Linked DNA regions of Homo sapiens: regions 2 and 3 are each linked to region 1. Evidence: read pairs that join two places in POLR2A ChIA-PET (ENCODE). Cell type or tissue: OCI-LY7. All regions are shown on one strand. Each heading gives the region's core, and the rest is flanking DNA. Links, peaks and the distances in the headings are about the cores only.

Region 1 (7,850 bases), core at 2,348-6,347:
ATGTGTCACATTCTTTGACTTTTTTTTTCAATAATTTTAAAATGTAAAAAATTTCTTAGCATTTATGCTGCATGAAAACAGGTGATTCAACCCATGAGCCATAGCTTACCAACCCCTGCCTTAGAAGTTTAAATTGTCTTATAGCTGTGGGGATTTACTGAATGGCCTCATGCAGGGAAGAGATGTGACCAAGTGCACACTTTATCTTTTGGGTTCTAATGAAGCAAGGACATGAGTAGGGACTGCAAGGGCTCTCTGGAGTCTGGAGCCTGAACACTTCTCAGGAGTCTGTTGCAATGATCCAAGTAAGGGATGATGATAGCTAAAACTAAAAGATTTTGATGCAGGTGAATGAAGCTGGGCAGATTTGAGAGATATTAAGAAAATAAGAGCGAGAGAACCTAGGGATTGATGTGAAGGATAAGGAGGAGACAGGAAGGACTCAAAGATGATACCTAGATTTCTAACTCAGTGATTCTGCTGCTATTCACTGAATCAGAGAACACAGGAAGAAGCAGCAAGGGTTCCATTTTGGAATGTGTTCAGTTTGAAGGGCTGCTGGACATCCACAAAGAGCCGTCTAGTTGCTTCCTTGCTGGTCGGAAGTTTAAGAGAGCTGAGTTCTGGGCATGGTGGCTCATGCCTGTAATCCCAGCACTTTAGGAAGCTGAGGAGGGAGGATCACTTGAGGCCAGGAGTTTGAGACCAGCCTAGGCAAGATAGTGAGATGTCCCTCTCTACAAAAAAATTTAAAAATTAGCCAGGCATGGTTATGCACATGTGTAGTCCTAGCTACACAGGAAGCTGAGGTGGGAGGATGGCTTGAGCCCAGGAGTTCAAGGCTGCAGTGAGCCATGATTATACCACTGCACTCCAGCCTGGGCAATATAGCAAGACCGTGTCTCAAAAAGAGAGAGAGAGAATGCTGAGGGTTTTGAAATCATCAGCTTATTGATTATAACGCCATAGGAGTGAATGCAGCACCTCCTGGGACAGGCTATTGAGAGAGAAGTGGGAAGAAGAAAGGCAGCTGAATATAGAACCATGAGTAAGGCTAACAGTGAGAGGTTAAAGGGAGGAAGGGAGCCCAGAAGGAACATTTAGAAAGCAGGTGGCAAACCTGGAGAGGAAGGAGGTCACAGAAGCCAAGGGAAGCAAGTGTTCTGAGAAGCAGACAGATGCTGCAGAGAGTCAGAGTGAGAAATGAAGAGTCAGGGCAATTCACAGCTCAGGCAGGATACTGGAAACCAAGATGACACTTCTGATCCACCGTCAAGGAGGAGTATGCTCCGAGCTCTCTCCACATGGACTTATGTGCATTGACCAACCAGTAAGAGATGAGAGAATAAATAAACAGGAAGCTGTCATGCTGTTAAATGTTCCTTTGGAACTTGTATCAAAAGGCACAGGGAAAATATACAGAATGTGAAAACTGCGTTGTTTCCATTAACTGCTTTTCTACTCACATCTCAGGGAACAAATCCTCAATAGTGTCCTTACCTGAGCACTTTCACGGTGTGTATATTTGTCCATTTTCATGCTGCTGATAAAGTTATACCTGAGGCCGGGCGCCGTGGCTCATGCCTGTAATCTCAGCACTTTGGGAGGCCAAGGAGGGTGGATAAGCTGAGGTCAGGAGTTCAAGACCAGCCTAACCAACATGGTAAAACCCCATCTCTACTAAAAATAGAAAAAAAATTAGCCGGGCGTGGTGGTGGGCACCTGTAATCCCAGCTACTCAGGAGGCTGAGGCAGGAGAATCACTTGAACCCAGGTGGTGTACGTTGCAGTGAGCCAAAATCGCGCCATTGCACTCCAGCCTGGGCAACAAGAGCAAAATAACTCCATCTCAAAAAAAAAAAAAAAATACTCGAGACTGGGTGATTTACAAAGGAAGAGAAGTTTAATGGACTCACAGTTCCATGTGGCTGGGAGGCCTCACAATCATGGCGGAAGGCAAAAGGCATGTCTTACATGGAGGCAGACAAGAGAGAAAATGAGAACAAAGTGAAAGGGGTTTCCCCTTATAAAACCATCAGATCTCGTGAGACTTATTCACTACCTCAAGAATAGTATGGGGGAACCGCCCCCATGATTCAATTATCTCCCACCTGGTCCCTCCCACACACGTGGGAATTATGGGAGCTACAATTCAAGATGAGATTTGGGTGGGGACACAGCCAAACCATATCAGTGTGATTTTGAGAACTGTTTCCAATTGGTACAGCCCTCAAGCCTTGTTCTCAAACCTTCTCAGAAGTCTGTGAGTCATCCAGTATATAATCAATAAATTCTGATTCTACTTAGATCACCTAGGTTATGTTTCTTTGTTTGCAAATAAGAACTCTGGCTGATATATGTCCCATATCCTGTCCTGGGTATAAAAATCTCTAGGTTCCTGTTTGGATGATTAGGAAGTGACCTGTTAGTTAATGTATGGTCTTCATGTCATCCAAGAAGGGAAGGCCATGAAAGAGTGACTGTGGTCAGTTAGTCAAAAGTCGTAACTGCATGGCGAGCCTGGGCTGGCTGGCCATACTTTGACCAACGCTGATTCACCTACACCACTGGCTGGGGTGGCAGCCCACAGCAAAGAGCTGTGATCAGTGGCCACCACTTACAACTCATTACTCTATAGCACGGTGGCAATCTTAACTCTAGAGGACCAACACAAGCAATTCTCCTCTGTATACTGAAGAAAATTGTAGTAGAAATTCCAACACCTATTCTGAGAAACCCAACGTGCATTTTCCACCTTGAAATAAACATTTTACATGCAATGGTCTTAATAATGGTCATTAGTGAGCTGTAGTAAGCAACCCTGATGGATAGCCCATCTGGTCGGAAGCCTGGCTTGCTGTCCCAGCCCTGCCTGCTCCTAGATTTGGATTCTGGAATGCAAATCAGCACCCAATTTCTGAATATTTTCTCATCCCTTGTTGCTGAGTTTGTCTTGCTTACTTATATCCCTCCTCTCTCTCTCTCTCTCTCTCTCTCTCTCTCTCTCTCTTTTCCTCCCTTCTACTTCCATGACATCCCTGCTCTCTGATATAAGAAGAATGAGGAAGAATAGGTTAAGAGGGAGAAGGAACACTTTCCAGCAGAGGAAATGTGCAGAACACCCAAAGATGAGCAAATTCAGGCTGGAGGACATTTAGGAAACTACAAGTAATTCCACTGGATGTGAAGCCAGAAACTGTGTGAAGGGCATTGGCAAGAGGTGAGTCTGAAGAGCTCATGACAGTGACAATAACACATGGAGAGATCTTCTGTGCCTGGAACCGTTGTGAGGTTTCACATAGATTCCCACACCCTACCCTCACAGCACCTTTTGAGGTACGTACTATTGTTGTTCCTATTTTACAGATAAGGAAACTCCGGCATACAGAAGTTACACAACTTGCCCAAGTCATGTAGTGAGGAAGAGGCAGAGCTGGGGTGTGAACGAGGACCCTAAGCAAAGCTACTGAACTTGGACTTCCACCTGAGAGCTACAGAAGACCTTTAAAGAGGAGAGGGATCTGATTGGCCTGTACTTTAGAGAGATTGTAGGATGCCAGTGTGTCCCCTGATGCCAATAACAAGACTGAAACTGAGGATGTTTGGGAGTTAACACTCGAAGAAGATGTCAACAGACATCAGAGCCAGCACAGGAAGCAAGCGGGCAGTGGCGTGGGATGGAACTAGGGCCAATTGCCAGGTTTCCAAGAACTGAGTGGGGAGCTGCCAGGATTGCAGCCAAGGCTGCAGGAGATAAGGGCATGGGGATGGCACCTAACTGGCTCAGGCTATTTCTCAAAGGCAGGAGCACCCACCAGCTTCCTTGACCCTGACTGTACCCAGTGCCTGACACCAACTTATCTTTTCCAATTTATCTCCCTGGGTTCACATCCTCCCACAACCAGAACCTATTCTGTCATTTATACCCACACGTATTCACAAAACGACCCAGGGGCATTGCAAGAAATAAATACGTAATGAAATGATGTTAAAATATGGATAAAAACAAATATTAAGACCAGAGAAAACACTCATCAGAGCAGAAATTGAGCTTTTGGGGAGGAAAGGAGAAGAAACTCAAATATTCAAGCTGTGTGGTTCCTTGCTCTTGCTCAAGTTAAGCTCAAGTTTGAAGCTAAACTTCCAGTCAAAGTGAAAACGAAGGCAAGGTCATTTACATGGTCGTTACGGAGAGAAAAGAGGAAGTGCACCAGCTGCCAAGAAAACTTGTGGCCCTTTGCTAGCAAAGGTGTGGCATGAATTTTCAAAGTGGACTGCTTTCCAATCCCTTAACCCCCCCTTTACTTCCCCCATCACACCTGTGTTTAGGTGGTTGCATCCATCTAGCTTACAAGCATGTAAGTGTCAATCAAAATCCTGCCCAAATTTTAGAGCCCATCTTAAGTAGTTTGGCACCCATGAAGAAGGTGTCTTTTCCCTCCCTGGTCAGAAGTTTTTCCCCTTAATTATTTCTCTGCCTTGTTGTTGCTTCTTTCATAGCACTCATTATATTCTCTCACATGTTACAATTCAATGTCTATGTGTCTTGTCTTTCGTGAGGCAGCATAGCCTAATGGTTAGAGCAACAGCTCAGGAGTCAACCTCCCTGGGTTCTAGCTTGCCCCTCTCTGGCTGTGTAACCTTGGGCAACATACTTGATCCATCTAAGCTTCAGTTTTTTTTCATCTGTAAAATGAGAATCATAAGAGCATCATCCTTGTTCTCTTAGCACGGCACTTGGCACATGGTAAATTATCACATTTTTATCAGCATCTTCATAATTATCATCTCATCTCCTAGGGCTGTCAGTACAGTAGCCACTAGCCACAGGGAGCTCTTCAAATCTAAATTAATTATAATCAAATAAAGCTTAAAAGTCTTTTCCTTAGGGGTACTAGCCTCATTTCAAGTGCCAGCTGTAGCTAGTGACTACCATATTGGACAGCCCAGATACAGCATATTCCCACAATCACAGAAAGTTCTAAAGTTCCCTCTAGAACGGGGACTAGCAATTTTTTTTCTGTCAACGGTCAAATAGGTAATTATTTTAGACTTTGTGGCCATAAGGTCTTTGTTGCAACCACTCACCTTCACCACTATAGTGTGAAAGCAGCATAGACAACAAATAAATGAATGGGCATGGCTGTGTTCCAATAAAAGTTGACTTATGGACACTTTAAAGTAAATTTCATCTAATTTTTATGTCACAAAATATCATTCTCCATTCGAGCTTGTTTAGCCACTGAAAAATATACAGCCAGGCACAGTGGCTCACGCCTGTAATCCCAGAAATTTGGGAGGCCTGGGCAGGCAGATCACTTGAGCTCAGGAGTTCGAGACCAGCCTGAGCAGCATGGCAAAACCCTGTCTCCACAAAAAATACAAAAATGGGCCAGACATGGTGGTGTGTGCCTATAGTCCCAGCTATTTGTGGGGCTGAGGCAGGAGGATCACTTGGGCCCAGGAGGTCAAGTGCAGTAAGCTGTGTTTGCACCACTGCACTCTAGCCTGGGTGACAAAGTGAGACCCTGTCTCAAAAAAAAAAAAAAAAAAAAAAAAAGTAAAAACTAAGCTTAAGAGCTGTACAAAAACAGGTGATAGATCCAAATTTGTTGACCCCTTCTTTTAGAATATAAACTCCATTTGAACAAATATCATGTCTTCCTCATATACTACATAGCAGACTTCTGTTCTACATTCGAGGAGAGTGATACATAGTTCACAGCCTTTTTACCATAGGAGCTCACAGACTGCAGTCAGCCAAATGATGACCCCTGCAAGAACGTCCACGTCCTACTGCCCAAAAACATGTTGAAGTGTTACAGTACATGGCAAATGGGAATTAATATTGTAGATGAATTTAAGGTTACTAATCAGATGATCTTAAAATACAGAGATTGTCCTGGATTATCTGGACGTGGCCGGTGTAATCACAAGGGTCCTTCCATGTGGAAGAGGAAGATAGAAAGCTAGTATCAGAGTGATGCAGCATTAGGAAGACTCATCTGGCCATTGCTGGCTTTGAAAATGCAGAGAGGGCCGGGCGCAGTGGCTCATGCCTGTAATCCCAGCACTTTGGGAGGCCAAGGGAGGTGGATCATTTGAGGTCAGGAGTTCAAGACCAGCCTGGCCAACATGATGAAAACACATCTGTACAAAAAATACAAAAATTAGCCAGGCGTGGTGGTACACGCCTGTAATTCCAGCTACCCAGGAGTCTGAGGCAGGAGAATTGCTTGACCCCGGGAGGCGGAGGTTGCAGTGAGCCGAGATAGCGCCACTGCACTCCAGCCTGGGTGACAGAGTGAGACTCCATCAGAAAGAAAGGAGAGGAGAGGAGAGGAGGGGAGAGGAGGGGAGCGCAGGGGAGGGGAGGGGAGGAGAGGAGAGGAGAGGAGAGGAGAGAGGAGAGGAGAGAGGAGAGGAAAGGAAAGGAAAGGAAAGGAAACGCAGAGAGGGACCAGGAGCCAAGAAATGTGGCCTGCCTCTAGAAGCTATAAAAGGCAAGAAAACAGATTCTCCCCCAGAGCCTTCAGAAAAGGATGCAGCCCTGCCAACATCTTGCTTTCAGCCTATTGAGACCCATTTAGGATTTCTAAGGTTCAGAATTCCAGATAATAAATTTGTATGGTTTTAAGGCACTAAGTTTTCTGTAATTTGTTATAGCATCAAAAGAAACTAATACACAGATAAGTAGAAGAAATAGACATGAGAACAAATGTGCTACAATGTATGTGATGAGTAAATGAGTATAATAAGAGAAGCACGTGCAATACAAACATTAGCACAGAGAAGATATAGAACCCTGTATGGGAAGAAGTAAGTCTTTCCAGAAGCACCATCAGAGGTAAATTTTGAAAGCTCAACAAGAATTTACCAGGGAGATGGAGGAGCTGGTGGTGTGATAGACAGGTGAGGACAGAGGAATGGAGTAAGGATGGGAACGTCAGTCCAGGCAAATGGAATAAATAAGAAAAGGAGGCTGGTATAGACAATGGCACCAAGGTAAAGACTATAGTTGGTTCAGGAACCTAGAAGAAGCCTGGGGCCAGGTATGATGGCTTTCACCTGTAACCCCAGCACTTTGGGAGGCCAAGGTGGGAGGATCACTTGAGGCCAGGAGTTTGAAACCAGCCTGGAAAATATAGTGAGACCCCATTTCTACAAAAGAAACTTTTAAAAAAATTAGCAGGGCATGGTGGCACACATCTGTAGTCTTAGCTACTCGGGAGGCTGAAGCGGGAGGACCTCTTGGGCTCAGGAGTTCAAGGCTAAAATATTCTACACTCGAGTCTGGGAAACAGAGCAAGACCCAGTCTCAAAAAAAAGAGCCTGAGATATAAAGAAGAGTACAGTAGGAAGGGAAGGTAGACAGAGGCCAGATCTAGGAGGATCTTAGCCCTGCTAAGAAGACTTTCTTTGTTTAATAGAATTCCAATTATCTACGGCTATCTAACAAGTTAACATAAGGCTTAAAACAATAATTATATCTCATTTGTGGAGCAGGACATTTGGCAGGCCCAGCTAGGGGGATTCTTCTGTTCCATGTGGTGTCGACTGAGGTCAGGGGTGGCATTCACCTGGAGGATGGGCTGGTCTGAAGGATACCAAGTGGCTTCTGCTTGGTGGGGAGGATTGATATACCAGGCCCAGCTGAGACCGTTTGCCGGGCACTTACATTACAGAAGTCTCAGGGTATCCAACTTTTCCACAGTGGTCAGGGCTACCAGACAGAATGTTCCATGAGAGGCAGGCAAAAGCTGCATGGCTTTTTATAACTTACCCTTGAAGTCCCAGCACAGCACTCCTGCTATTTTATTTTATTTTATTTATTTTTTGAGACAAAGTCT
Region 2 (7,850 bases), core at 1,561-5,560, 620 kb before region 1:
GCCCAGAATTTTTTCACACATTCTAGAATCAGAAAGCTTTTTTTCTGGCACAATCTTCTTGTTTATCCTCTTATTTTATATGTTCCTTCCACTATTTAAGGTTGTCTTATAGGTTTTCTATGTATTTACTTGTATATATTCCTGTCTTTCTGTGACTTCTGGTTGATATGTGAAGGCCCTTAATAATAAATTCAACTTTGTTTTTTAAACTGGAAAAATATATTTAAAATATCACTATAAATTTATTCTAAACAAATACAGTTTCTCCATGTATTCATGCCTAAGCAGGAATATATAGATTTCAATATTATGTTCAATTATGTTGCTGTGGTCAAATTATTTAAGTTGACAAACATGTCTACAATTATTTTTATGCACTGTATTAAGGCTTTGTGTCTTCCCAAATATTTGGTTTCATTCATTCTCCTAAATACCTTTTAGATCACATTTTAAAAAAATTTAATAAATATGTTTATTGGGTGATACAAATCTGTTTTTCATGAGCCTATTAAGGATAATGCAACCCATTGTTAAGACTGGAAAAAAAGGACATATAATGGTTTCCTTGTTGGGTGTCCTTTTCTACAGATGTAGACAACAGAGGCTCTAAGATCTGTACTAATGTCTTGATCAGGGAAAAGCTGGAGTCCAACTCAGCTGGTCATACACCTAATATTTTATTCGAACCTCACTTTCCTATTGACTTTCTTTTTTTTGATCACATTCTATTTATACTTTGTTGAAAGCTGTATTATATTGTTTAATTTTGCAATATGTTATTTCCTTTGAATTCCCATTGTTTACTTCATCATCAAGTTTTCTTCTTAATAATAAATTGAGTTTTAGAAGAAAAAATGTCTCTATGATGCTTAAAACTTCAAGGCATTCTGCATTGTTGTTAGCAAGGCTTCTTTGCGCATTCTTTTACTATTACTGATCATATTTTGTTGCCTCTTGGTTAATTAGATGGAGATGAGCGCCATTATTCTCCTTTATTTTTCTTGAATTCATCATCTTGTTTCCAACACCAAAGGACTAATGCTAAGGTTATTGAGAAAGAAATCGATGCTGAGCATCCCTCTGATGATTATTTTGAACCAGTAGCTCCTGAATTCCAAGGAAAAGAAGCCATCAGGTAATCACACTTATAAGTAATACTAATGCATGAGCACAAGGCTGAAGAATTATTATTATTTTTAATTTTATTATTATTATACTTTAAGTTTTAGGGTACATGTGCACAACGTGCATGTTTGTTACATATGTATACATGTGCCATGTTGGTGTGCTGCACCCATTAACTCGTCATTTAGCATTAGGTGTATCTCCTAATGCTATCCCTCCCCCCTCCCCCTACCCCAGAACAGTCCCTGGTGTGTGATGTTCCCCTTCCTGTGTCCATGTGTTCTCATTGTTCAATTCCCACCTATGAGTGAGAACATAAGGCTAAAGAATTATTAACCGAGAGCATCAGGGTGAGCTTGAGGCAAAATATTGAAGGAGAAGATATTTGTTTTTGTCAATGTCACTTTGAACTGCTCCATTTCCATCACCACCAATTTCTTCTGTTACTTGAAAGGAAAATCCTCCTTGTTTATCAGCTCTGTATCATATTATCCAGCCACACTTCATCTTGTCCCCCTTTCTGCCTCTTTCTCTTGTGCCCACCTCTCTTTTATACTTGCTCCTTTCATTCTGTGAACCCCTCTCTCCATGGTTTCATCTGGTTTTATATGATAAGTTGGAAGAAGTAAGAAATTCTGAATCAGAAATTCTTAGATCCTAATACTCTCCTCTCTCATTTGATGTGTACTCTTGGAAAAATGAGTAAATTTTATGAGTCTCAGTGTCTTCTATGAAACAAGATTAATATTGACTTTGTAGGGTTGTTATGAGACTTGGTATATCACAGAATTGCATGAGGAGCATTTAGAATATCTGTTTTTAGCCAGGGATTCTAACTCAGCAGTTTTGGGATTGAACCCAAGTATCATGGATTTCAAAATAGCTTTGTAGATTTTTCTACAAAGTTTGGTACAAAGTTAATGGATCAGCGCTTTAAATAGCAATCGTTTATTTATTAACAGATGTTTACTTAGTGCTGACTATGTACCTGACTTGCACATAATTCGCACAAAAAGCTTACGAGGTAGGTATCTTTATTTTCCCCATTTTGAGAATACAAAAAGTGAAGCAATGAAAGCTTAAGCCTTTTACCCAATATCACACAACTCGCAAGTGGGGAACTGGAATTGTAATCCAGATAGTCTGGCTCTACAGTCTATGCTCTTAACATACTATTGAGATGTCAGGAGGCAAAGAAAAATGAATAAATAGAGAACCATATCTAGGAAGTGAAATATTTCCAAGACAAAGAGGCCTAACCCATATACCTAAGCTTCCTCCATCTAGTTCTTAACCAATTTTCCGTTTAAGTTTTCTGAGAGGGGCAACAGCGCTTCCTCTGCTCTAGCTAGGAGTATACCAGCTCCATAGAAAATTTCTATCCAAACAAGAAAGGCCAAGTGAGGAATAATTCCATAAAACTCAGTTCCAGTGTCATCAATCCTTCTTTACCAGTTGAGGGCACAAAATAATATTGTATTATATTATTATTCAAATTATAAAAATTTTCAGATCCAATCTTCTAACAAAATCTTTTACTTACAAAGACCTCAAAATTTTCTTTGTTCTTCTACTGCTGCCTAGTGACCTAGGAAAGAAAGTAAAATGTGCTCCACCCCCACCTTCCCCCAACTTCTCCCTTCTTCTCCCACATCCCCACTGTGCCTCCAAACCTAGCCAATGTATACAGTGTTGACTGGGTACACCTGTCACTTGGTCTGGATTCTTAGCTCAGGTGGAGACCTGAGGCTACTGACAAACCAGGGAAAGAAAGTCATTTGATGCAAGGACTATTCACTAAAGCTTTTGGCTCCATTGTGGGGCACCTCACCCCAGATCCACACCAAAGCAAGAAAGTAGGCTTAGGCGGTCAATGTTGTAGCTCTTTAATGGCAAGGTGGTACACACTCACTGAGTGTTAAAGCAGGTCTGGGGCTGCAAGGCAGTCTAAAACTGCCTTTTGACCATCCAACAGTATATGCAGTTTCTAATCCACAAGTTTTATCTCTTCTTTCTTCACAGTGATCATTTCTTAGTGGCATCATTACTCTTCCCCACCTGTAGACAATGTCAAATCTTTTTCAATCAATTCCAACGTGTGAATTCTATTTTGTATGAATATAAAAGGCACTAAGCCATTGATTTTTTTCTTCCTATGTGGTCTCTGCTTTATATAAAAATTGACTCTTCCTCTTTATATAGAAATGCTTTATATACAAAGGAACTCTTCCCCTAAGATACATAGAGCTTACAGGGTATGTAATCTTTAAGCTCTATGTATCAGGGGTATGGATGAAAGTTTGTAGAATTCTAACCAGAATCATGATTCTGGGTTTGTAAAAATATACATTTTTTATTCACAACTGGCTCTTCCTCATTCATAACTCCCAAGTCACATTTTCTCTGGGGGCAATTGTGTACACATATGTGCATTCCTGTAACTATAGACCATTCAGGCAATATTCCCAGAACACAGGTAGAATGTCTGCCTCAAATGTAAATGACTGATTTCATGTCTAAAATCCAGAAACAACAGCTCCTCCTAAATGGAATTTTCTTTATTAAAACAAAACATTAAAGTTTCACTTCAACAGGGATTCCATTTTACAAAGAAATGCTGAAATAAAATACCTGGTGAGACTCATCATCTTTTAACTTTGCTTCATTCATTCATTCAACAAACATATTGTTGCTGGGTTCTTTACTAATCTTTAGGGCAGCAAATATGAACAATAAACTGTCTTTCAAGGAGCACACAACACAGGGAACAAAATAAATAGGTACATGAAATTCAATCTGATAAATGTAGGGATAGAGATATTAACTACTGTTATTTAGTCAATAGAAGTGTTAACTACCCTAGTTTAGGGAAATCGAAGAGAACGTCTATTTTTGTTTTAAAAAGTTAAAAATTACTGAAGAAATTTAGGCTTTTAAAGCTGACATATTCACCATCCGGGTTGAGCAGATATAAACATTATTGTCATATTTGCTTTGTATTTTTAATGGATATATTATATGTTTATTTAAAGTCCCTTTTGATCTCTTTAAAATATTTTCTCCATCCTTCGTCAGAATTTACCTTTATAATGGATTTGGTGTTATCACTTTCCATTCATATATTTACATATTGCACCATACACTTATAGCCCTAATCAATATGTGATATAGATATATGTGATATAGCTCTGTGTGTTTTTGATATAATCTATAAATGGTATCAGACTGTACTTAAGTTTCTACATATTGCTTCTACACTCAGCATTTTGCTTTTTGGGGTGTATTCATAGTGATAACTATGGGCTAATGCATTGATTTTAATTTTTATATAAAAGTATTCTAAGATATGAATCTACCACTTTTATTTATCTTTTCTGACATTGAAAAATATTCTAGTTGTTTCTAATTTTTTGGTCTGACAAATGATGTTGCAATGAACATTCTAAGAATAAGACAGATAAAAAGGTGTGTTTGTGCATATGTACATATGTGTGTGTGAGTGCATGTATATATGTATATGTGTATGACACACCCAGCAGAAAAGACAAAAAGCACTAAGCTTTGTGCAGGATATAAATGGTGGTTTGGTGATCCTGACACATAAAACATGAGGCCGAGGATGCCAAAAGATGTCACTGGACAGACCATGAGTGGCTGCTTCATGTGGTACAAAGTAGCCTTGACTTTCCCTCTGAGGCTGATGAGGAACGTTGAGGAGTAAATAAAATGGATTTTAAAATAAATCACCCTGTTTCCTGTGTGAAGCATGGATTCTAGGGGAATAAACTGAAAGTAGGGAAAGGAACTAGAGGCAGTGAACAAGAGAAGAATAGTTGAAGACTTAAAAGGGACCCAAGACTTGAACTATTTTAGAGTTAAATTTTACAAAAATGATACCAGGTTGGATGGGTGATGAATCTGAGTGAGAATCAGGAAGAGAGTAGTTGAATGTCCATGCTGCCAAATAAGATCCTGCGTGATGGGGAAATGGGTTTAGGTGACAATGCAGTGAAGTCTGTTCTGCATATGCAGTTTTAGAGCAGTTAATTCTCAAACCTGGCTTCACATTAGACTCATTTGGAAGAACATTTAAAATATCCCAATCCTCAGCCTTCACTGCCAAGAAAAACTCATCACCCCAGATCAATTAATGTGAATCTTTTTTCTGTGAACTCTGCAGAGAAGTAATTAATGTGAATATAATATGAATCTCAGATGTTGTTTGCAGGCATCAGTTCCCTTTGGAATTCTAATGTGTATTCACAATTAACAACCACTGATTAAGAGCTGTGTGTCTGTGTGTGTGTGTGTGTGAGAGAGACAGAGAGAGAGACTATCTATGCAGCAAACCATTAGATGTGTGAATCTAAAGATCAATGAAAAGGGTGGGGTCAGCATTAGGTTGATGCTAAAACAAAAAATCCAACGAGAAAACTTCTGGAGAGAGTCTCAAATGAGAAGATCCATCATATACATGGAGAACCCTGTGGAATATCAAGCTGATGTGTCTGATGAAGGAAGAGGACTTTATTAGGAAACAGAGAAGGAACATTTAGAAAAATAAGAAGCAAAGCAATTAAGTCACCATTAACAAAGAGAAAGTCATCAACAGTGACTCATAATCCACTGTAAGAATGGAAAAGTATTTGTTGTATTTTATAATTAGGAGGTCACTAATGATTTCATTATGAAGTGGTTCACTGGAGTGGTGAGTTCAGAAATCAGAGTGCAATTGAAGAGGAATTAAAGGTCAGGAAGTGAAAATGGCAAGTTTACAATGGCAAGTTTATTTTGAGAATTTTGTACAATACAGGGAGGAGAGAAATTAAATTGTGTCCAAAGTAGAGGTGAGTTCAAAGAGGAACTATTAGAGAGAACACTATAAAAGATGCAGGTGACAGAGTGTCTGACTCATAAACTAATAAGCAAGACTTGGAGACGATGCAGGATGCCAGTTCAAGACCCTAGGTAAATGAGCTGATCTTGAACAGGGGGAAGAACCAACTGTTCTAAAGCTAGAGGAAGAAAGTGAGGATAATTACACAGCATTCTACTTTTCTAGGCAAAATACTAGTAGTTTAATTGTAACTTGAGAGAGACTCCTCTATTTTCTACCTCAGGGGAAATAAGTAATCAAAAATAGGGTTTTTTCTTTCTGAATAGACTGTTTATGCCATCCCTTATTTCACATAAAGTGGTTGGCTGCAGTTATCACTATGACTAGGGCTATAAATGGCCCGTGCTATTTTCACTTCTGTGTTGGCTAAGTAAGCACCCTTTTTGTTATTTCAGAATCAGAAATGTTAAGAAGGAATATAAAGGAAAATCTGGAAAAGTGGAAGCATTGAAAGGTAAAGAAAAACATTGAAAAATTTCATTCTTTCACTTCTTTCTTTATTATAAAAAAGGGAAACATTCAATGTGAAAAAATTTGAAATATGTAGATAAGCAAAAGAAAAAAGAATATAAATAACGCTATCACTTGGACATTAATCATGATTAAGAATATGCTGTAAAATTCTTCCAGATATTTCATGAATCTATTAATTTATAACAGTGGTATCATACAATGAAAGATGTAATTTCTCTTTGTTTTTAAAGATTAATCTGCTATGAACAATATTTTATATATTGTCACTGTGAGGAAAGAACATCTAGACTGAAATCTGATAAAGGTTTTATACTAGCCGGTGAATTTACATAGTTTATATGTACTGGTGAGGTTAACTAAAGCAAGATGAGTAAAACCATTGACTATGAATTAAATTTCACAAGTCAATATCCTATAACAAACCTAAGTTATAATTTGAAATGAAAAAACACATTTTGATACAAAATATTCTAACATACAGTTTTCTATAACAGACATTTAAGCAAACATCAAAGTGAGTAGCTAGATTTCATGGAGGACTATTTACTTTTATTAAAAATAATTTTTAGGAGGGATAAAAATGATTTTTATAAAAGACAGAAGCCTTAAAAGCTGAAAAAGAAGAGCCATGAACCTTCCAGAAGTGTAGAGTTCTCCGACCATTGTGTTTATATTGCGTGTATTTTCTAATAAATACAGCATCCTCTAATTCAGTCTTATTCATTGCTTTTAGATTAGGTCTTTGAGAATTTAATGTATTTGTATGAGCAATTTTATTCTCTCTCTAGGTTTCTCTCATCAAATACCATCTAGAGCTGTGATTTCTTTCTTTAATGTTAGCTCAGGAGATACTGAAATAATTTTAAATTGATTACTTAAAGTTTTGGAGCACATTTTGAACTACCTTTGTACTCATCAAGTCATGAACTTCTTTTTGTCTAAACAAAAAACTTCTTTAAGAATTTTGTTCATTTTAAAAATAGCAGCACCTTAAAAAATTAAAAGCATTGGACATCAACACATTAAAAATATGATTATGAATTCAAACCAAGTATAGCTGCTCTTTGGGAAATCAGGGAAGAAGTTGCAATCCCTTAGCCTCCTCTTCCTTCCTCATGGAGTTAGTTTCTGGAGCACATCTGCAACACCTTTGGGACACACTTTTGAAATCTTTTATCTATGGCCTACTTTTCAGAAGCTAAGTACCATTCCATTATATGGATACCACGACTAACTTATTAACACACCAATGTATGAGATTCAATTTGTTTCCAATTTTTAGTGTAATAAAAAATACTAGAATGAACAGCCTTGTTCAATCTTTGTAAATGTCATAAATTGTTTCTTGAATATA
Region 3 (7,850 bases), core at 1,561-5,560, 1.2 Mb before region 1:
GCCATATGCCAGAAAATGGGGATGAAGACCAAATATATATTTCTTTTTATAAATCATAATATCACACTAAATAAGGAATAAGAGATAATTTTCCCCTCAAAGAGATAGACCATAACTCCCCATCCCATAAGTGTAAGCTACATATATTGACTTCTTTCCAAACAGTAAAGAAAGGAAAGCTGGCTGTGGTGGGGAGAGAAGGAGAGCATAACTTTATAGTAGAGAAACCTAATAAACCTCATCTCAGCCAAGTGATCAAAGTTAGCAGCAACAGTGATGTCATGTTAATACCATGTACCTTTGATATGATTTAATAAGAATAGCCCTTTACCTCTGTGTTCTTCCTCCTCAAAATCTGTAACACCTGTATAACTGAAAAAACATCATAAAAATTGCATACGGATGCACCCTACAAACTGACTACTACTCCTCAAAACTGTTAAGGCTGGACCGATGTGATGGGTCACACCTGTGATCCCATCATTTTGGGGGGCCAAGGCAAGTGGATCACTTGAGACTAGGAATTCAAGACCAGCCTGGCCAACATGGTGAAACTCTGTCTCTACTAAAAAATACAAAAATTAGCCGGGCATGGTGGTGCACACCTGTAATCCCAGGTACTCGGGAGGCTGAGGCACGAGAATTGCTTGAATCTGGTAGGCAGAGGTTGCAGTGAGCCGAGATCGCACTGCTGCACTACAGCCTGGATGACAGAGCAAGAGCAAGACTCTGACTCAAAAAAAAATAAAAAAATTAAAAATTAAAATAAATAAATAAAAACTGTTAAGGCTATTAAAAAAAATAAGAAAAGTCTGAGAAACTGTCACGGCTAAGAGAGGCACTAGGAGACATGAGTAAGTATAATGTGATATCCTAGATAGAATGCTAAAAGGATCACTAGGTTAAAATGAGGGAAATCTGAATAACATACGGACTTTAGTTAATATATCAACATATTGGTTCATCAGTTATGACAAATGTCCCATGCTAAATGTATGATATTAATCATAGGGGAAACTGAGCACATGACATAGGGGCACCATCTGGACTACTTTCACAATTTTTCTGTAAATTTAAATCTATTCCAAAATTTAAAAGTTTACTTAAAAAATCCATTCTGAGTTATCTTCTCCAACTACCCACTACCAATCTTAAGTAAAGAATGTCTCTACTCATTTTAAATTTGTAAAAAGTAAATTGAAACCAACATTTTCAAAATGCCCCTTTTGATCATCCTCAATATTGGCATGTGGCAAGTTTATTGGCAATGATAAAAGTGTGTGTTTTGTTTATCTGTATTTCTCCCTGCAAGGAAATAGTCAAACTTTCATGCTCTATTGTCTGACAGTGTTCCTGTTGCAAGGCAGAAGTCTGAAGTTGTCTGAAGACAACTTCATTTTTTGGCTTGTGTCTTCAAAACCCTAAATTTTTTTTTAGTAGATCATAGTAAGTGTATTTCATATAGGGTGAAAGAAGTGAGAGAAGTATTAAAGAAAATGAAGTATTAGGAATAGAGAGAAATAGGAAAATGTATAGTTCCCCAAACTCAGGTATGTTACAGAGATCCTTGAGTCCTATGACTAGTAGGGATCCCAAACCTGTTTCCTCTCAGCTTCCTAGAAAATGACCAGGCCTCAGTAGACTGAATGGATCAACCTAGGAAGGCTTCACTCAGAACACTAGCAATCCTGATCTTTCCAAAGATGCCAATGCCCAGACAGAGAAGCAGCAGAGCCCCTCTACAAGGGCCCACACCAGGGTTAGCCCTTGAATGTTTTCTATACTGCCTAAGATGCCGGGAACTTTCCTTCAACTCCCTAGGAACCCCAGTTTTGATTGACAGTCAATTCCCTGCTAAGCCAGCAAGTTAGAAACTGAGAGTCAAATTTAATTAAATTTTTGTAAAAATAATCTAACCTTTCCTCTGAATTTGTACAGTAAGTTTTGCACCTGCTTCAGAAACAAAGTGTAGAGCTATCACTGAAAGAGCATCAAACACTGCACTTTGAGTTGAAGAATAAAATGTTGCATACGAATATCATACCAGATAGAAGGGAGACAAAGGACTCCTGAAAGATGCTCTCAGCAAATATTTTATAATAAATATAATATCATTTACTGAATCCCTAATTGGACACGTCCCTATGTAAGCTAAAAATCATCAAAAAAAAATCATCTACCAAAAAAAAGCCTACAGCTTACATCATACTTAGTCATTAATGGATTATATGATAAAAATATGCTAGGATTGTGCATACATAATTGCAGTTATCCATACTGTATGGAGGGAACCAGACAGAATTAGCCCACTTTGAGATGTGAGAAATGAGTCTCTATGCAGAAAAATAACTCACCCGAGATCGCACTGCCAATAACTGTCATAGCTACAGAGATAGAAGGAAACTCTAAACCTGTCCTCTCTTGAATGCTAAGGTTCACCTCCCTCTTTGGCCTCAGCTAGGTCTGCCATTTTTATCACGGGACTATTTTTATGCAAGATTTGCCAACCTGGGAAAGAGTGGCTTTGTTTTTATAGGTTGTGTCTTCTTCGGGTAAAGAAAGATTTGGGTCAAAAACAGTTCCATTTCATTTTGTAATCAGAAACGTTTCATGGAAAATTAAAATTGCTACACAAGCTATACTGCACACATCATGAAGTGTTCACTCATAAGAGATCATTGAGGCACCCCAGGACACTTTGCCCGTCTTCAGATCACACTCCTTTCATTCGATGTAGAACATTTGGTCTGGGCTTCAGAACCCATGAAAACCGAGCTGATACTTCAAACGGTGGATACTTCGGGTCAGGCAAAATAGCATGGAAACTTGTACATGCCATAAGCACCTCATCTATCCGAGCCAGAGGAAGACATCCACTGAATGTCTGCATTCAGCTCTAATCCAGCCTCCCTAGGACCCACAAAAACACGAGCATGTCCCTCCATTGTAATGCAGACTCTACCAAATAAACAAGCACCTATAGATTTAAAAACTTTTGAGATAATGTATCACATTTTAAATGATAACATAAATAAGCTGCTTCAAGATTAGGACCTTACATAAGTGGTATTAGAGTCACTGCAGCTGTTCAGTGAAAGTGTCTCTTTCTACTTCTTCCTGCTGATTTTTTTTGTCCTTCTCTGCCAAAAAAGCATTTACTACATTTTTTTTCAATATTTTCTCCGTGTCAAGTGGAACTTTTTCATCCAAATTTCACTGCTCAGGTCCATATGTCTCCTTTTTCTTCTTTTTGTATTTTTTTTTAAGATACCACATAACAAAAATGTTTCTCTTATATTAATTTTGTTACTCAGGCAAAGTAAACCATCAGTCCTTGGTATGTCATACAAAAGCCAGAAGAGTAGTGACTCACTCATGCAGAGATTTTATTTAAAACATTTGCTCTGTGGTCAGAGTAGATTAAAGACAGATCAGGTTACCCTCAGAGCAGTGCAGACATAGTGAGAGTGAGAGATGTTGCCACTTGGTAGATAAACCACACACCACTCACATGACAGTCACTTTCCTTGGTCCCCTCCTTCAAGACTGGAACACCTGCATTCAGCAGACTTGGGCTTTACTGACCTTGTAACTCTGAAGGGTTCTTGAAAGGATCTGACATTTTAATTTTGTGATAAAAAATGAAATGGCTGCTGAAAGATCTGAATGTCCCTTAGGGACTCCTGGTACATGAAGAAATGAAAAAGAGAAACTGGTGGGGAAGAAAAGGGAAAATAAAAAAGAAAAATGAGGGAAAGGAAATAAACCAAAAAGAGAGCACTATGACAAGTTTCCATTGTTCTTTTTCTGTGCCAGAGAGAGTGGAATTTTAAATGATTGCAAATTGAGCGGCTCATGGGTAATCGATTTGGTCTCCACCAATAGAGGTCAGAAACCCATGACATGTAAATAATATTTATGCAGTTGAAACAAGGAACAGATGAAGTCCATGGAAAAGAATGAATCTCTGCTTTTTGATTTTTATAGAAGAGCACAAATTTCAACATCTGAGACCGACATAGTAAGAAAACTGCTCATAGTAAAAGCTGATGTGTGAATGAATATCCGTAACTGCCAGTATTTATTAGTCTATGTGCTATTTAGCTCAGGTCTACCAACTAAAATTAGTTAATAGTCGACCAAATTCATTGGTCAATTCATAAAAATCAGCTAATTAACTGATTTTGTGTGTGCGCGCGCATCCATTTTCAAACATACTTGTCCTAGAGCAACTTTTCTTCTTCCCTTTCATTCTTCCTCCCTTTTTTCTTTCTTTTTTTAAATATGCAAAAAAACACTAATTCTTTCACACTTAAAACAGCTTGTGACCTGCTGAAGATGGAAACTGTCAAGAAGATCATAGGATCTGCGGATTAGAAGAAATTCCAGTGGTCATCTAGCTGGACCTCTGATAAGGGCAGGAATCCTTTCTACAACATCTGGTAGTATATGGTCACCAAAGAAAGCCTGCTTGTATATTCTCATTGATAAGGGACCTGCTATTTTGTGGGGCATTTAGTTTCATTGTTTATGCATCTATGTGTTAAATCCATATTTTTAGGTGTGGGTAATAAATTAATAAACAAGAAAATCATAAGATAGTGATAAGTATAATTCAAAGCATTAAAACAGAATAATGTGAGAGTGTGTAGATAGCTACTAAAGACTGGGTATTCAATGATGGTCTATTGCAGGATATGACATTGGGGCTCAGAAATAAGTGTTTTCCAAGCAGAAGGAATAGGTAAGATGAAGAGTCTAAGGTGGGAATCAGCTTGGCATGGAAAAATAAATAAGCAGGCTGGAGATGATGGGCTAGGTTCAGGGTACTGAAAGACAAGCCTGGAATGGGTGCAGAGATCATTCAATGCTGGGCTTTGTGGGCTGTGACGAGGATTGTGTGTTCTATTCTAAGCACAATCAGATCTATTAGGCAGTTTTAAACAACATATTTTAAAATATTGCTCATGTAGAGAGAATAGAATCCAAAGCAGCAGAAATAGAAGCAAGGAAACCAATTATAAGGCTATTATGATAGATCAGGGAAAAGATTTTGATAGTTTGGATTGTGGTGGCAATGCAAGAAATGGAGAGAAGTGGAAGAGTTTGGATTATGCTTTGGGGAGGTTAGATTGGCACAACTGGCTAGGTCGACTTTGCAGCATGGGGTGGAGATGAGTTAAAAAAAAAAAAAAAGAATCACATGCACTGTCAAGATACCTGGCTTGAGCACCTGAGCAGGAGATGGTACAAGTTACTGACATGTAGAAAACTGGGGGATGACTAGGTTTCCAGGCAATAAAAGTAACCCAAGAATTCTGCTTTAACCTCACTATGTTTGATGTCTGCCATGTAGGGAGTTGGCCAAACAATTCAGATGTTCCAGATAGAAGCCTGATATTTTTAGGCATCTGCATTTTGTAAGATAATTAAATTATTAGTAGGTTAGTCGTAATATTGAACTGAAATTTTCTCCTTGTAATTACTACCCACTAGTCCTAGTTTTGTCTTCAAAGGAAAGACCACTTCTCACATGATGATATGGTTTGGCTGTGTCCCCAGCCAAATCTCATCTTAAATTGTAGCTCTCATAATCCTCATGTGTCGGGGAGGAGGGACCCAGTGGGAGGTAATTGAATCATGGGAGCGGGTTTTTCCCGTGCTGTTCTTATGATAGTGAGTAAGTCTCACAAGATCTAATGGTTTTACAAGGGGCAGTTCCCCTGCACATGCTCTCTTGCCTGCTGCCATGTAAGACATGCCTTTGCTCTTCCCTCACCTTCTGCCATGATTGTGAGGCCTACCTAGTCATGTGGAACTGTGAGTCCATTAAACCTCTTTTTCCTTAAAAATTACCCAGTCTTGGAAATTTCTTCATAGCAGTCTGAAAATGGACTAATACACATGACAATTCTCCAACTATCTGAAAAACTGAAGGTTGATATTTACTGTACACCTGGTATGAGCCAATTATTTTGCTGATAGTCTCTTATTTGGACTTTCTAGGGTATATGAGGGCATGAATTATTTCCCCCTATTAAAGAAAACGGAACTGAAGTACAGAGAGAGTCTCTTGTCTAAGGTCACAAAGCTACAAAGTAGAGAAGCTGAAATTCAGTGCAGATCAGTCTTATTCCCAAGCTCATCATTGGACTGTATCTCTCAGACCCAGGTGAGTTAATACTAGTGCTCTCAAGTGTTTCTCAGATAGCAGGGCTTCCAGAATGTTTCACCATTCTCAAAGTCTTCTGCTAGCTTCCTACTTCAGCAACATCTCGCTTAAAATGTTGGTCCTTCCAGTGAACACATTTGACCTGACCAAGGAGGAATACACCCATTTTCTGAACAGATGCCTTCATAGAATGATGCTGGACATTGCATTAGAGTAACCACATCACACTGTTGGCTCATATAAAATTTGTGGTCAACTGCTGTCTAGCCAGGGCTCCCACATCCTATACTTGTGCTATAATTTTTTTTGCCTACATTAAAAACGTCAGGATATTTGAAACCTGAGTCTTTTAACTAGCAAATTAGTTGTTCCCTCCACTTTTCTTCCAAAAGCAGGTCTGATAAGTGAGCCTTTTGTCTTTGTCTCATTTATTGATTAAAATGACATTTATGTTATAGAATCAAAAATTTCAATATAATAAAAAATAAAGCTTAAGATTTATTGTGTGCCTACTGTGTTTCCAATATTATTTTAAGTCTCAGTTTTCTCATCTTTAAGATGGAAATCATAATAGTACCAAAGAGCGAATGACAAATTGCCTGTGAAATTCCTAACTATAAGGTCATACTTATCTATCACTCAAAACTTTGGAAGACCATCTTATTTTAAGACAATGTCCAGCCTTTGATATTAAGCCACTCTCTGATGTAACTAAGGAATATTGTATTGGGAAAGTATATGGAAACTAAAAATTAGACCGCCAAAAACAGTTTGCAATGGAAAACAAGAGTAAATGATCTTATTATGTCACTGAGAGTTGCAACCACTGCTTAATTGCCCACCGATAGTCTGGTAAGTAAGGCATTGTTAATGTGCTTCCCATTCTACCCCAACAAGGAAAGGGGCCTCCAGGAAGAAGATCCTAGGGAAGGACAGTAATGGAAGGAATGTGCTGAAACTCCCCCCTCTGCCCAAATCCAATACATCTATTTCTTTGTGCCCTGCACATAATCTGTGCTTCCCTTAGTTCAGATTCCCAGAAGCAGATCATGAGACAAGGGCTCAAGTGTAAGTTGTTCGTTTGGAGGAGATGCTAGGAAACGCCAGAAAAATGGGAAAGCGAGCCAGGAAAGGAAAATAAATAAAAGGTGCATTACTAAGGTAGTTACTACTGAGAGTAAATGTGACATAATCCTGCTGCGGAGCTCTAGGAGCCAGTGTAGAATTTGTGTCTCAGCGTTATCCCATCCTAGTTAGTTAATTATACACTAATTCCCATCAGTCATTGATTGAGACTGTCAAGGTAGGGAGTTATTTCTCAAGCACTTCCAGAATGCCCTGTGCACCAAAGAAAGCTGTCAAAGAGTTGGAACCATGATCAGGCCTGAGGGAATGTAGAGTGGGAATAACAGAATATGCTACACCCAGTGAAGGTTTTTCAAGACCTCCAAGCTCTCCAATAAGCTAGATGATCAAATGTATATTTTTCTGGCACGGTGCATGGCCAACAAGAGCAGTTAAAATAATAGAAGGGTGGCCAGGCGCCATGGCTCATGCCTGTAATCCCAACACTTGGGACCCTGAAGCAGGCAGATCATGAGGTCAGGAGTTTGAGACCAGCCTGGCCAACATGGTGAAACCCCATCTCTATCAAAGATAAAAAAATTAGCCGGGTGTG

Evidence for each region. ChIA-PET counts read pairs that join two places held together with the same protein. Peaks named below come from ENCODE experiments on the same cell type or tissue, not always from the same donor. Only the 100,000 strongest peaks of a DNase experiment are listed, where the experiment ranks them.
Region 2: POLR2A ChIA-PET joins it to region 1 with 10 read pairs; 1 of 35 experiments calls an interaction of 5 or more read pairs at or near these places.
Region 3: POLR2A ChIA-PET joins it to region 1 with 5 read pairs; 1 of 35 experiments calls an interaction of 5 or more read pairs at or near these places.

The regions. Positions count from the first base shown.
Region 1 is chr17:68,494,529-68,502,378 of GRCh38, reverse strand. It overlaps a transcript of PRKAR1A not described here. Among named protein-coding and RNA genes, the nearest start is that of PRKAR1A, 14 kb to the left of the region's middle. RefSeq lists a silencer at 3,649-3,832. In OCI-LY7, for the core only: a CTCF peak has its summit at 5,098; DNase peaks (open chromatin) are centred at 3,538, 4,228 and 5,088; H3K4me3 peaks cover 1,993 bases; H3K27ac peaks cover 3,606 bases.
Region 2 is chr17:69,116,524-69,124,373 of GRCh38, reverse strand. It overlaps ABCA6 (ATP binding cassette subfamily A member 6), which reads left to right. Exons shown (of 39, transcript NM_080284.3): 10 at 967-1,135; 11 at 6,418-6,476. Among named protein-coding and RNA genes, the nearest start is that of MIR4524A, 21 kb to the right of the region's middle. RefSeq lists an enhancer at 6,122-6,311. In OCI-LY7, for the core only: no CTCF peak of the experiment used is centred there; no DNase peak of the experiment used is centred there; H3K4me3 peaks cover 567 bases; H3K27ac peaks cover 799 bases.
Region 3 is chr17:69,650,681-69,658,530 of GRCh38, reverse strand. The region is part of intron 3 of LINC01483 (long intergenic non-protein coding RNA 1483); the gene reads right to left. Among named protein-coding and RNA genes, the nearest start is that of LINC01483, 61 kb to the right of the region's middle. In OCI-LY7, for the core only: no CTCF peak of the experiment used is centred there; DNase peaks (open chromatin) are centred at 3,090 and 3,480; H3K4me3 peaks cover 766 bases; H3K27ac peaks cover 1,272 bases.